Linked DNA regions of Mus musculus: region 1 is linked to region 2. The links are chromatin contacts, found by Hi-C in ENCODE. All regions are on one chromosome and are shown on one strand. Each heading gives the region's core, a stretch centred on a gene start or an enhancer-like site at or near the end of the contact. The rest is flanking DNA. Distances are from core to core; before and after follow the strand shown. Region 1 holds the start of Mboat7 (membrane bound O-acyltransferase domain containing 7). Region 2 holds the start of Epn1 (epsin 1).

What was found. Hi-C counts contacts between places; a loop is a spot of excess contacts on that map.
Region 1: a loop to region 2 is called in a map of gastrocnemius, with 4 times the contacts of the local background. The contact joins the promoter of Mboat7 here to the promoter of Epn1 in region 2. A Hi-C loop is called at or near these places in 2 of 37 maps with a recorded cell type or tissue (T-helper 17 cell and gastrocnemius).

The regions. Positions count from the first base shown.
Region 1 is chr7:3,689,708-3,695,549 of GRCm38, forward strand. Mboat7 (membrane bound O-acyltransferase domain containing 7) reads right to left here and starts at 3,279. Exons shown (of 8, transcript NM_029934.4): 1 at 3,034-3,279; 2 at 2,333-2,411; 3 at 2,099-2,228; 4 at 1,555-1,681. The coding sequence starts at 2,408. Tsen34 (tRNA splicing endonuclease subunit 34) reads left to right here and starts at 3,903. Exons shown (of 5, transcript NM_001164204.1): 1 at 3,903-4,182; 2 at 4,891-5,137; 3 at 5,271-5,520; 4 at 5,645-5,842. The coding sequence starts at 4,895.
Region 2 is chr7:5,076,668-5,082,159 of GRCm38, forward strand. It overlaps Epn1 (epsin 1), which reads left to right and starts at 3,568. Exons shown (of 12, transcript NM_010147.4): 1 at 3,568-3,810; 2 at 5,351-5,454. It overlaps U2af2 (U2 small nuclear ribonucleoprotein auxiliary factor (U2AF) 2), which reads left to right. Exons shown (of 12, transcript NM_133671.3): 12 at 2,515-3,278. The coding sequence ends at 2,649.

The sequences.
Region 1 (5,842 bases), core at 2,029-4,528, 1.4 Mb before region 2:
GCCACATCTGTGTCCTGCTTCATGTTAGTCTCAGTGGACAGAGCCCCAGCAGATAGAGAGAGGCAAGAGAACCAAGCCAGCACTTCTCCTACTTCTTCCTGATTTTAAGGGGTAGAATGGGGTTCTTTTCCCTTTTAGGCTCCACAACATACAGTTCTTCCCCTGACCCAGCTATTGGTCCAGCTTTTTATTTTATTTTTTAAAGAATACTGTCTCCTTTTCACCAAGCCATTGTCATAACCCAAACCCCTCTAATCATCCTCAAAGCAACATGTCCCACATGAATCGGAATCACTGTCTACAGCCCACAGTGTATATGGATCAAGCTGCTTCATAGTCACCTAACTGGTCTGTTCCAGACAGGGTCTTATACAATCCAAACTATTGTCAAACTCCTCATTCTGCAGCCTTTACTTGCCGAGAGCTGGAATTACCAGTGTTCACCAGCACTCGAGCCTTTTGGGTTTTCTGTTTTTGTTTCTTCCAGAGCCACTCAGTCTAGGTGTCAGGATTCAAACTTAGGTCAAAAACAAACAAACAAACAAACAAACAAACAAACAAACAAACAAACTTCTTCCTGAGGGCATGGGGCCACAGAGCCCCCTATGGCCTGGCTTCCGTTGCCCTTTCAACCACGTGTTATTCAGAAAGTGCGTGGACGTGGCAAGCATAGTTTGCAATGCCCAGCCTGTTCCTATCTACATGTGTAGGTTCGTACACACCCAAAAGGCACTTCTTCCAATGCACAGCTGACCAATCTCTGCCTAATGTTGTGTCTGCCATAAGAACAAAGATGTCTGGAGAAACCAGTTCTCCACCTGGCTGGACTGTCCATGGCTACGTTGCTGGAGCCTAGAACATAGCAAGAGCTCACGACTGTTGTAGTCTGGGCTAGGCACTGAGGACCACTCACTTCTTGCCCTTTTCTTAGGTGATTAAGATTCAGACCCATGGCTAAGAATGTAGTTCATTTGGTCAAGTGCTTGCCTAGTGTGTTGAGGTCCTTGGCTCGAGTCCCCAGAACCATAATAAACCAAGCACAGTGGTGCAAGCCTACAATTCTGGCACTCGGGAGCTGGAGGCAGAATCAAAAGTTCAGTGTCTTCTTTGTTTGAGACCAACATAGGGTGCTACACGAGCCTCTGTTTCAAAAATGAAAAACCAAACCTGCACTTTGTCCCAGCTTTGAGCCCTTGGGCCGGATACCTTCTCTATAGAGTAATTTTCCTCCTTGGAGGACGGTTTGCTACAGACTCAAGAAGAGCATGTTAGCAAAACACACTGGGGAGGAAGATTCTAGGTGTGCCAAATGGCTTGTGATAGAGCACTCAGGTTATCTCCTTATCCTGCAATGAGTGGAGAGGTGAAGACTTGCTCCAGAGGATGTGGGAGGTGAACTCTGTCCCCAGGGAGAAATGAAGTCCCAAGCTTAGGGTTTGTGAAAGATAAAACTCCACAGCCCTCCCCCTACTATGAGAAAGTCTGGGAGGAGAAAGCAAGGAGGCTCCCCAGCTCCCAGGGAGACTAAAAGAAGTAGTGTTCGCCAAGTCTCACCTTCAGTGTCAACAGCAGCTGGACAGCATTGGTGAAGGGCGTGGGAGTGGGCAGGCCCAGCAGGCTGAGGGCTCGGAAGAAGAGGAGATAGGAGAAGGTCCAGGCAAGAGCCAGGGCATGGCAGGAGCTAGGACAGAGGTGGGAAGTCATAATGTTGGGTACAGGGACCTTAGCCTCTGTTTCCTTCTCCTGAGATACCCACCCCCGCCCCTGCCCACATTCAGACAGAGAAGAAGAGGTGAGAAGACTGGTGAGTAACAGAGACAGAAGAGGCACAGCCAGAGATAAGAAAAGAATGACCGGCATTAAGAGAAGCTTCTGGAAGAAGGAAGGCACTTCAGCCAGAGCTCAGCCTGACTGGACTATGGAAGTCAGTCTGCCACATGGATACTGAGGACTGGGGCAAAGACACAAGGTGGGAAGAAAGATGGCCAAGGCATAGCGACACACAGTAAGATTAAAGGAGAAGAAATAGAAGACTCGAAGAGGAAACAGACTGCTGCTTCTCTGCATCCTTCTTCCTTTCTCACCACCTAGTTCTCACCAGGGCTGGGCCTGAATGAGGGCCCAGGTTCCCAAGATGGTGATCAGAGAATGCAAACTGTGGGGGCCACAGGTGAATAAGGTGAGCCCCAGGCCCACAGCTGCTGCCCCCCATCTCTTCAGCCCAGGTCCTGAAAGGAAAAGGTAAAGTATAAGCCTAGAACCTTCGGGAGGGGTGATTCCCCACCCCAGCTCCCTCACCCTAATTTTCCACTAGACAAGGAACCTGACTCACCAGCTTTCTTAAAGAGGAAGCCAACAGGGATGGAGATAAGAAGGACCATTAGATATGTCCATTCTTCGGGTGTCATGGTCTGGGGGAGGAAGGACTCACAGTGAGAACCAGTATTCCAGTCCCTTCCTCTTTTGAAGACAGTAGAATCCCCTTTGAGAACCCAGGCCTCCAGCTCACTCCTCCTTCCAGGACCCAAGAATTAAGCCCCCACCCCACCCCTTTGCCAATGTTGAAATCAAAAGTACTTCTACTTCCATTTATGACCCACACCTTCCGGCCAGAAAAACAATCCTTCACAACACCCCTCTTCTCTGAGAGCCCAGGAATCTGTATCATCCTCACCCTCCTGAGTACATTGGAGCCCTTCTGGGTCCCCAATTTCCTCTGCGTCTTACAGGACCCAGTACTCCCACTCCCGCCCAGCTCGGAGAAGCCCAGCATTTAGCATCCTGTTTTCTAAGCTCTGAGCTCTGGGCTCCTCTTTAACCCGTACCTCGGAGAGAAGGCAATGACCCTGTACGATCTGCAAGCACCTTTCGTAGCCCAGCCCCGCGCAGCGAAGGCCAGCGTGTATCCGATTCTGCCTCGGCAGATCCACAGGCGGTTACGCCACCCAGCCCGGCCACGCTCTGGGCGCTGTCCCCGCACCCCGCCACCCTACGATCTTCGTGACGCCGCCATGCAACCCAACCTGGGCCCACCTGAACCGTCCGTGGGCCAGAAGACTGCGGAGCTCCTTTTCGAGGCCGCCTCGGCTCGCGCCACGCCTCCCCAGCTCAGCACGCCCCCGCACTGCCCGTTCTGGAGGGCGCCGGCAGGGCTGCGCGGTCCAGGCCCCGAGAGCCGCGGCTGTACGAGTTACAGCACCGCAAGAAAGGTACCCAGAACACCAGTCTGCCGCAAGATGCCTGTCGCGATCTTTCTAGGAGGTCCCCGGGCAAAGAGCTGCCAGTACGTGAAGGGGCGGGGTTTCGGGTCAGAGAGGCGGGGCCAAGATCTTCGAGTCCCGTTGAGACTTGAGGAGGAGGGACCTGGAGCTCAGAGACAGACTTTCAGCTTCGGATTCCTTCGGGCACACTCGGTCATTCAAGCCCTCGGCATGGAGTGCCACAGCTTCGGCTTACTTCGGGGATAGCCGAATTCCAAAGTCACGGCTCGGAATTAGATGCGTTTACAAACTCGGCCGGATGTAGGCGGGACCACACACTTCGGCTTGATTCGGAAATAATCGGGTCCAAAAGTCGTTGTGTAGTGTTAGGCGGGCTCAAGAACGCAGAACGAAGTAGGCGGGACCGCATGCTTCGGCTTACTTCGGAGATAGTCGGAATCAGCCGGGGTCCGAGAGTCAAAGAACCACGGGGTGTGGGCGGGATCGCATATTTGGACTTACTTCAGATAGCTGAATGCTTTTTCAGGTCACGGTCAAATGATATTGAGGGCAGCCGTTTTGGCCTAACTTTGGAAATAATCAGTAGACTTAACAGGCTGAGCTAATAGTCTTGAGGGAGGAAGGCGGAGCCACAGAAGACCGGAAAACGGCGAAGGGGCGGGGCCGACATGACTGGTGGATTTGGGGGCGAGGCCAGAGCAATGACCCTCAAGGTCCCATTTGTGCAGACCGGAGTGGCAGTGAGGGCTTTCTTGGCTTTTCCGCTTTGCTGACCTGACGGGATGACGGAGGACGCGCTACGTAGGGCCAGCTCCGCCTTAGCCGAGAGTTGGTGTTGGCTAGGGGTTGACTTATTGCCTCTGCCTGAGGACAGTACGACAGATTGAAAGGGAGCCACGACGCACACTGCACCTCGAGTGCGACTGTGGATTCAATCGTAATTGTGAACTCCTTAAATTGGGTAGGAAGTGGGCGGGGCCACAGCTGGAAGAACGATGGGATCTGGCTAGGGTCGAATGCTGAACCTTTTGCAACTTAGAGGGGGTGGCTGATTCTACTGAGCCGAGATCTCCCGCATGCGTTCGGGAATAGAGTCGAGATCTTCCGAAGGCTGAAACGCTTGCGTTCGGGTAGGCAGGACTCCCGATTGAGCCGAATTTAGGATGCTGGAACATCGAACAGCTGGCGCAAGACAGGACTGGGTTTCTTTTAAAGTCCGACTCAGAATAGGCGGGAAAGGCGAATCTGGGCACTTCGAAAGGGGAGGGGCTGGGCTCCAAGTATTTAGAAGAGGGTGTGGCTTGAGCAAACCACCCTACATTGAGGTTCTGAGATTTGACGGACGCATAAGAAGACACCCACTTTGCAAAAAGGGCGGTGCACCACTATGGCGGGAGGTCTCTCTGAGGGGACGAGAGATGGTGGTACGCTTTGGCAGAGAAGATGGTCACCTGGAGCTGAGGGGGAGCGGAACGGTGGGACCTGGGTGAGGGGCGTGGTCTTAACTGGTCCCTGGGTAGATCTTGGCTGGGGGGCGGGGGGGGGCAGGTGGCAACCCCAGCCCCGCCCCTTGGGGGGTGAGGGGCGGGGTCTTGCGCTGAGGGCGTGGAAGACTTCAGTCGGGTCGGTGGGGCTGTTTGGGTGACCGCGACGCACCCCCACTCCGCAGGAAGATGCTGGTGGTGGAGGTCGCAAATGGCCGCTCGCTGGTGTGGGGAGCCGAGGCCGTGCAGGCGCTGCGGGAGCGTCTGGGAGTCGGGGGACGCACGGTGGGCGCCCTGCCCCGCGGGCCCCGCCAGAACTCGCGCCTGGGCCTTCCGCTTCTGCTGCTGCCTGAAGAAGCCCGGCTCCTGGCCGAGATAGGCGCGGTGACCCTAGTCAGCGCCCCGCGCCCGGACCCCCGCAACCATGGCTTGGTAAGAAACGAAAGGCCCTGATAGTGGGAAGGCCTGGGAGGGCCTGTTGGAAGGTTGTAAACTGGTCAGAATTCCTGTCTTCCTAAGGGACTGCAGGATGTGTCTTGGGGTTCCAGTTAAGTTTACTTCTCAGGCCCTAGCATCGTTCAAACGCCAGCAAGAGCAGAGTTTCCAGGATCAGAACACTTTGGCAGCCGAGGCCCGGGAGACCCGGCGTCAGGAGCTTCTAGAGAAGATCGTAGAGGGCCAGGCTGCCAAGAAGCAGAAGCTGGAACAGGATTCAGGGGCAGATGAAGGAGGCCAAGAAGCCGGTGGAAGTGAGGCTACCCAAGGGAGTGAGACCAGTGATGATGGCCAGCCTTCTGCGGAGCAGGAGGGAGCAGGTGAGATTTTAGGATTTAGAGTTAAAATTTGGGGCAGGAGGGAGGGAAACTTTGGAGAATTTTAGTTGGATTTTTCTGGCGCTAAGGAGACCTTGTGGACTCAGTAAATTCTTTTTGCTCCCAGCCCCATCCCTAGATTCTTCATCTCCCCAACCAGGACCTTCAAATGGGGTGACTCCCTTGCCCAGATCAGCCCTGCTTATCCAGCTGGCCACTGCCAGGCCTCGGCCTGTAAAAGCTAAGCCTCTGGACTGGCGTGTGCAGTCCAAAGACTGGCCCCATGCTGGCCGTCCTGCCCACGAGCTGCGCTACAGCATCTACC
Region 2 (5,492 bases), core at 2,318-4,817:
CTAAGCAAGTGCTTTATCCCTGAGCCACTTCCATAGACCCAAGTTCTGGTTTTAGATAGGTGCCTGTCCTAGGCAGATGGACAGAAGCAGAGACTTTAGGTAGGATTGCTGTGTGTGTGGTTGGGGTTAGGGTATATTCAATGTAGGGACTTGCTTTTGCCCCTGTAGAGCTAATTGCTACATTGCAGGAGTATGAATGAGATGAGGCCAGGATGTTCAGCCATTGGTTTTTAGGAACTCTTGTTATGGCTGAAAGGACCATGAGCAGGATTTGAGAGAAGAGGCCAATTTTGCAAGAGGATTATGGAGGTCCTTATGAACTTGAGGAAGAAGCCTAGGGTTTTCTTGTAGAGGAGTGGAGCTTCACAGATAGAAGGAAGCTGATGTAATGCTAGCTCTTTGATAATGTATGGAGAGTGCCGAGTCATGAGTCAGGTGATCCATGGGGTTGCCTGTATTAGTATAAGAGAAAGATGGTGGCCTGCTTTAAAGTATGTCTTGTGCTGGGAGATAAAACTGTTTAGTCAAGGTGATATTATCTAGTGAAAACATACAGGTTGTATGCCCCATAAAACTTGAAGTGGCGAAATTGCCCAGTGACATTCAGAATATCTCTGTGTCCATAGTGATGTGGTGACTATAATGGGCAATGAGAAATGGATGAGTTTGTGGAGATGGGAGTGACAGGTGAGGTGGAGCCATTTTTAGGCCTACTGCCTCTGAGGTTACTTAGATATCCTAATAGAGTCAGCTAGGAAGCAGTTAGCTGGGTAGATGGGAACTCCCAAGTGGGTGAGGATTGATAGAAACTCAGACATGGGGAGGCTGGGCAGGTTTCAAATGAATCTTGGGAATGCAGCAGAGGTCTGGTGCAGTAGTCAAAAGGAAGAAGACTATCTGACTAAAAAAGCCTCTTGACTGCTTCTTTGCCTGTATTTGATATGCCACTCTTTCTGATTCAGGCTGGCACCTTAATGGAAGCCTGCCTTAAATGGGGATTGAGTAAATAAATACAGGATCTCTGAATGCACAGACTGGCCTCTTGAGCGGCTAACTCTTTGTCGGGGGGAGAGAGTGTATTGATTTTCATTTGAGATGGGGTTTTACTATGGTGCCTCAGCTTGGCTAGCTTTGAACTAGTGTCACTTAGCTACCATATTAACCTTTGTTCTATTCTTAAACTTCTAAAAGTATATGAGATTGATGCTGATGCTTAGTGTATATTATCCAGCTTTAAGTTATCAATATTGGGGGGGGGGGTTGTTTCTGCTTTGAGATGGGGTTTTACTGCATAGTCCCTACTGATCTTGGGCTAGTGATCTTGCCTCAGCCTCCCTGCTGGGATTGCAGATGTGTATCCTCACACCTGGATTATGCAGTGAGTACTTAAAGCTTAAAGAGTACTTAAAGCTTAAAGAGTAGGTGCTAGCTACACTTCTGTGTTAACAGACAGTGCTTATTATCTCTGTCCCCAGAACCAGCGGGCTAAACCCATAACCTTGGTTTTTTTAAAGAATGCTATTATAGTAAAACAGTCTTCATTTAATTCCTTGGTGTCTAGTCTACCTAAGTTCTGTTTAAATGTTACTATCTCTAAAATGTCTTGTTTCAGTAAGGTCCAAATCCTGATTTTGGTTGCAGTTTCTTTTTAACAGATTTTTTAAAAAGATTTATTTAATGTATGTGAGTACACTGTCGCTGCCAGACCCACCTGAAAACGTCATCGGATCCCATTAGAGATGGTTGTGAGCCACTGTGTGGTTGCTGTGAATTGAACTCAGAACCGCTGGAAGAGCAGTCAGTGCTCTTAACTGTTGAGCCCTCTCTCTCCAGCCCCTTTTAACTCACTTGTTTTTGTTTTTGTGCAAGCATAGGACAGTGTTTTGGGAAGGAGTCGGGTTGAATGCAGGATGCCGGAATTGTAGGGCCATTTTGCTGGCCCCATAAAGTTTCTATCACTTTTATCTCATATTCTCTCCACTCTCTTCTGAAGTCAACTGGTTTGTTAAAGTAGTGCGGTAGTCATGCAGTTCCCATGTTAGGGGACCTTCATTGTAATCATTTCCTTTAAGGTGATTGAGTGGTTCAAGCAGGCTTGTCAACATGGATAGATGAACCTGTTTTAATTCAGGTTGGGCTTGAGTCCTAATTTCTGAGCTTTCCTTACCTTGTCTGTGGGGAGAACATGACAGTTGTGGCTTGGGGAACACTGTAGGGTGCATGATGCAGAAGTGACCCCTTCTCTCCTCTGGGGTCTTGCCTCTGGCCACTGCCCCGTGTACTTAAGTGACTCAGGCCTGCCTGGTTTTCTTCATTTCTGTGATGTCTCGCTTCTGTGCCTTGTTCTTGGGTACTGGAGAACGTTTGGGTAAACACCCTCATACTGAACTGAAGTCCTCTGTGCAGTGTGGTGAGGTGTTCTCTCATTTCCTGTGCTGATTCTGTACTTTAAATGAATGCTGAGTAGATGCTAGGAGCCAACCTTGTTCACAGATATGCCTCTTGTTCCTACAGATCTTCGTGGAGTTCACCTCTGTGTTTGACTGCCAGAAAGCCATGCAGGGTCTAACCGGTCGCAAGTTCGCCAACAGAGTGGTGGTCACAAAATACTGTGACCCTGATTCTTACCACCGTCGGGACTTCTGGTAGAGGTGGCTGGGGGAGGGTGGGGGCAGGGCTGGCTGGGGACTTTCCCCCCACCTGTCCCCTCCTCCTTTCCCCCCTCTTGAAGAAGATGGGCAGAGGAGTGACAGCCGAATGACAGCCGGCAGCAACTGGAATGGCAGCAATTAAGGGGGGTGGGGGGTGGGGGGCTAGGGCAGGAAGGGGACTGGGCAAGTGCACACAGGCCCACACAGACACATGCACCCACACAGACACAGAGGGAACGGGCTGGGATGGGGACTGTGTGCACAGCAGGGCGGGTAGGACCTCCACAGCCCCTTCCCAAACAGCCTCTTATCCCTTACACCCCTTTCCTCCTCTCTTCCCCCATGGTAGGAACATAGCGTGTTTATATTTTATGGCCAAACTATTTTGAATTTTGTTGTCTGGCCCTCAGTGCCCTGCCCTCTCCCTTTGCAGGACCACAGCTCCCGTCCTTTGGCTTCTGGTCCTTCCTGTTCTCCACCCTGGTTTCTTAAGTAGTTGGTTCTTCTCCTTAGTCTTCCTGACTCAACCCGTGGTCTCTGTCCCGCTCCCCCTCTCTGTGGCAGTTTCATATTTGCTAATACGAATTTGCTCATTAAACATTTTGTTGTATTTTACTTTATGGATCCTCATCTGTGTCCAGTGTGTCCGCCCGTCTCTTTCGGCCGAGGGTGTGGAGGGTGGCACCCAGGGAAGGAGGCAGGCCTGAGGGTCCCGCGAGGGTAGCCACAGTGGAGGCTTCAAGGCTTGGACCTTTACGCGTCTCCACTGCTGCGTAGATGCGGAAGTGACGCAAGGGCATAAGGACGCGCAGTCCCGTGCGCCGGAAATGGTGCCGGGGTGGGTTTGGTCGCGGAAGTGGAGGCTGCCGGGCGAAGTGCAGAGGGCGGGGCACGTGAGTTCATTTCCGCTTCCGGTCCGCTGCCACCTTCGGTTGCTTCCCGTCCGCTCGGCGGCTCCCCTCCCCCGCCCGGCTCTCTGCGCCCCTCCCGGGCGCCGGGGCGGCGGGGCCGTCGCTGTGCGGCCCTCCGTGCGTCTGTGCGTGCGCACGTGCGCACTTCTGCTTCCCGCAGCTCGGCGCGCGCCCCGCGACACCGAGGCCGAGCGGGGGCAGGGGGCTGACCGTCATGACCCCTGGAAGCCCGGTATAAGCGGGCCGAGGTGAGCGAGGGGCGCAATGCTGGCCTCCGTCGCGGCAAGTCCGGTGTTCCGGCCTGGGCCGTGGCGCGCGCGGGTCCAGCCAGCCTCGGAGCCGGTGTTCCAGCCGCTGATGGCTTGTGGCTGCTTTTGTACCGCTGTGCCCGGGTCGGGTTTGCCTGCCGGTGTGTGTCTTTTTTTGGGATTGTCAGTGTCCCCGTCTCGCGTGGCCCTGCTGTCTGTGTTGCTCTGCTTCTGTGTTTCTGTGTTTGTACAAAAGGGCTTGGAGATCCGAGTGCTGTTTGTGTCTTGGATTGCTCCGTGTTCCTGTCAGGATGCATGCAATGCTTGTATTTTCTGGGTTTCTGTGTCTTCATTTCCCCAGACTGGTCTCCCTCTTGGTGCATTATTTCTCTCCGGGTCATTGCTGTCGTCCCCAGGCCCAAAATTCCTTTCTAGGAACCCACTGCTTTTGCTTAGGATGTGCTTCCCAGGTTTCTGAGTCTCTGGTGTTCTGACAAGAGCTCTGGCTGTGGATTCCAAAGCCCCCGCTGCTTGCCTTGGTCTTCAGTTTTCCTAGTCTTCTAAACGGAAGCATTCATAATTCCTGCACCACAGGGTCTCTGCGCATTGGAGTGGTCCTGGTAAAGTGCCTTACAGTGTCTGGCCTGGAGTTAAGCATGTGATTATTAGTAGCTCTAGTTACTAGAGATTTTGTCTCGCTTAGTATTTGATACCAGGTTTTTGAGTCCCCCTTGGGGACTCACTATATTGTTTGTACTGTTTAATAAGAAATTCTAAATTAACTGTGGAAAATGGCCCCATTTTCAGCAGCATTTGTGAGATTTAGTATGTTTTTTTTGAACATGCTTGAAGTAGGTAGTTGGTGTTAGGATAGTGCGTCTTTAGATGCCACCCTTTTGGAAATGTTTTTTCTGATAATAATAGCAGCCAGGAGTACCGAGCGCCTACTATCTGTGGGGCACAGAACCAAGTTCTTTATGTACCCGTCTTATTTAATCAGCAAGCTTGCCGGGCAGCACCCCTCCCTTTGTTACACAGTTAGGTGAACTGAGTCACAGGGTTGTTTTGCTGGTTGCTTATGTGGCCGGGATTTGAGTGCAAATTTTGTGTTCTTTTAAGTTATATCTCTTCCCACCCCCCCCCAGCCCTGGGTGTCATGTGTGTGTTTTGTTTCAGGGTCCCTGTCTTTCTGTCCTCCCTGTCCTCCTGCCTCGCTGTATTGCTTTCTTTTTGCCCGAGTTTTGGTGTGTCTCTTCTCTTCTCTTCTCTTCTCTTCTCTTCTCTTCTCTTCTCTTCTCTTCTCTCTCTCCCCCCCTCCCTCTTTCTCTCCCTTTCTCCCTCCCTTTCTCTCCCCTCCCCCAGTCTCCTTATGTTTGTCATATGTTTGTCTTCTGGTGTCTGTCCAGGCCTGACTTGGGACCCAGCTGCTTTTTTTTTTTTTTTTTCTTTGCCTAGTTATGCCTGTTTGCAGGTGCTCCATTTTCTGGCCTGAATTCAAGGTAAAGAGCAGCCTTTCCTATTCTCCTATGTCTTCCTTCAGGTTGGATCATGGTAGGGCTCAGTAAATCTCCCTCCATGGCTTGTTGGAGAGGCACAGACTGGTGATCGGAGTCTACTCTGGACCCAGGCTGCTCCAGTTGTGAGGTGTGTGTCCCTGGGCAAGGTGCTAATGTGCCCTTGTT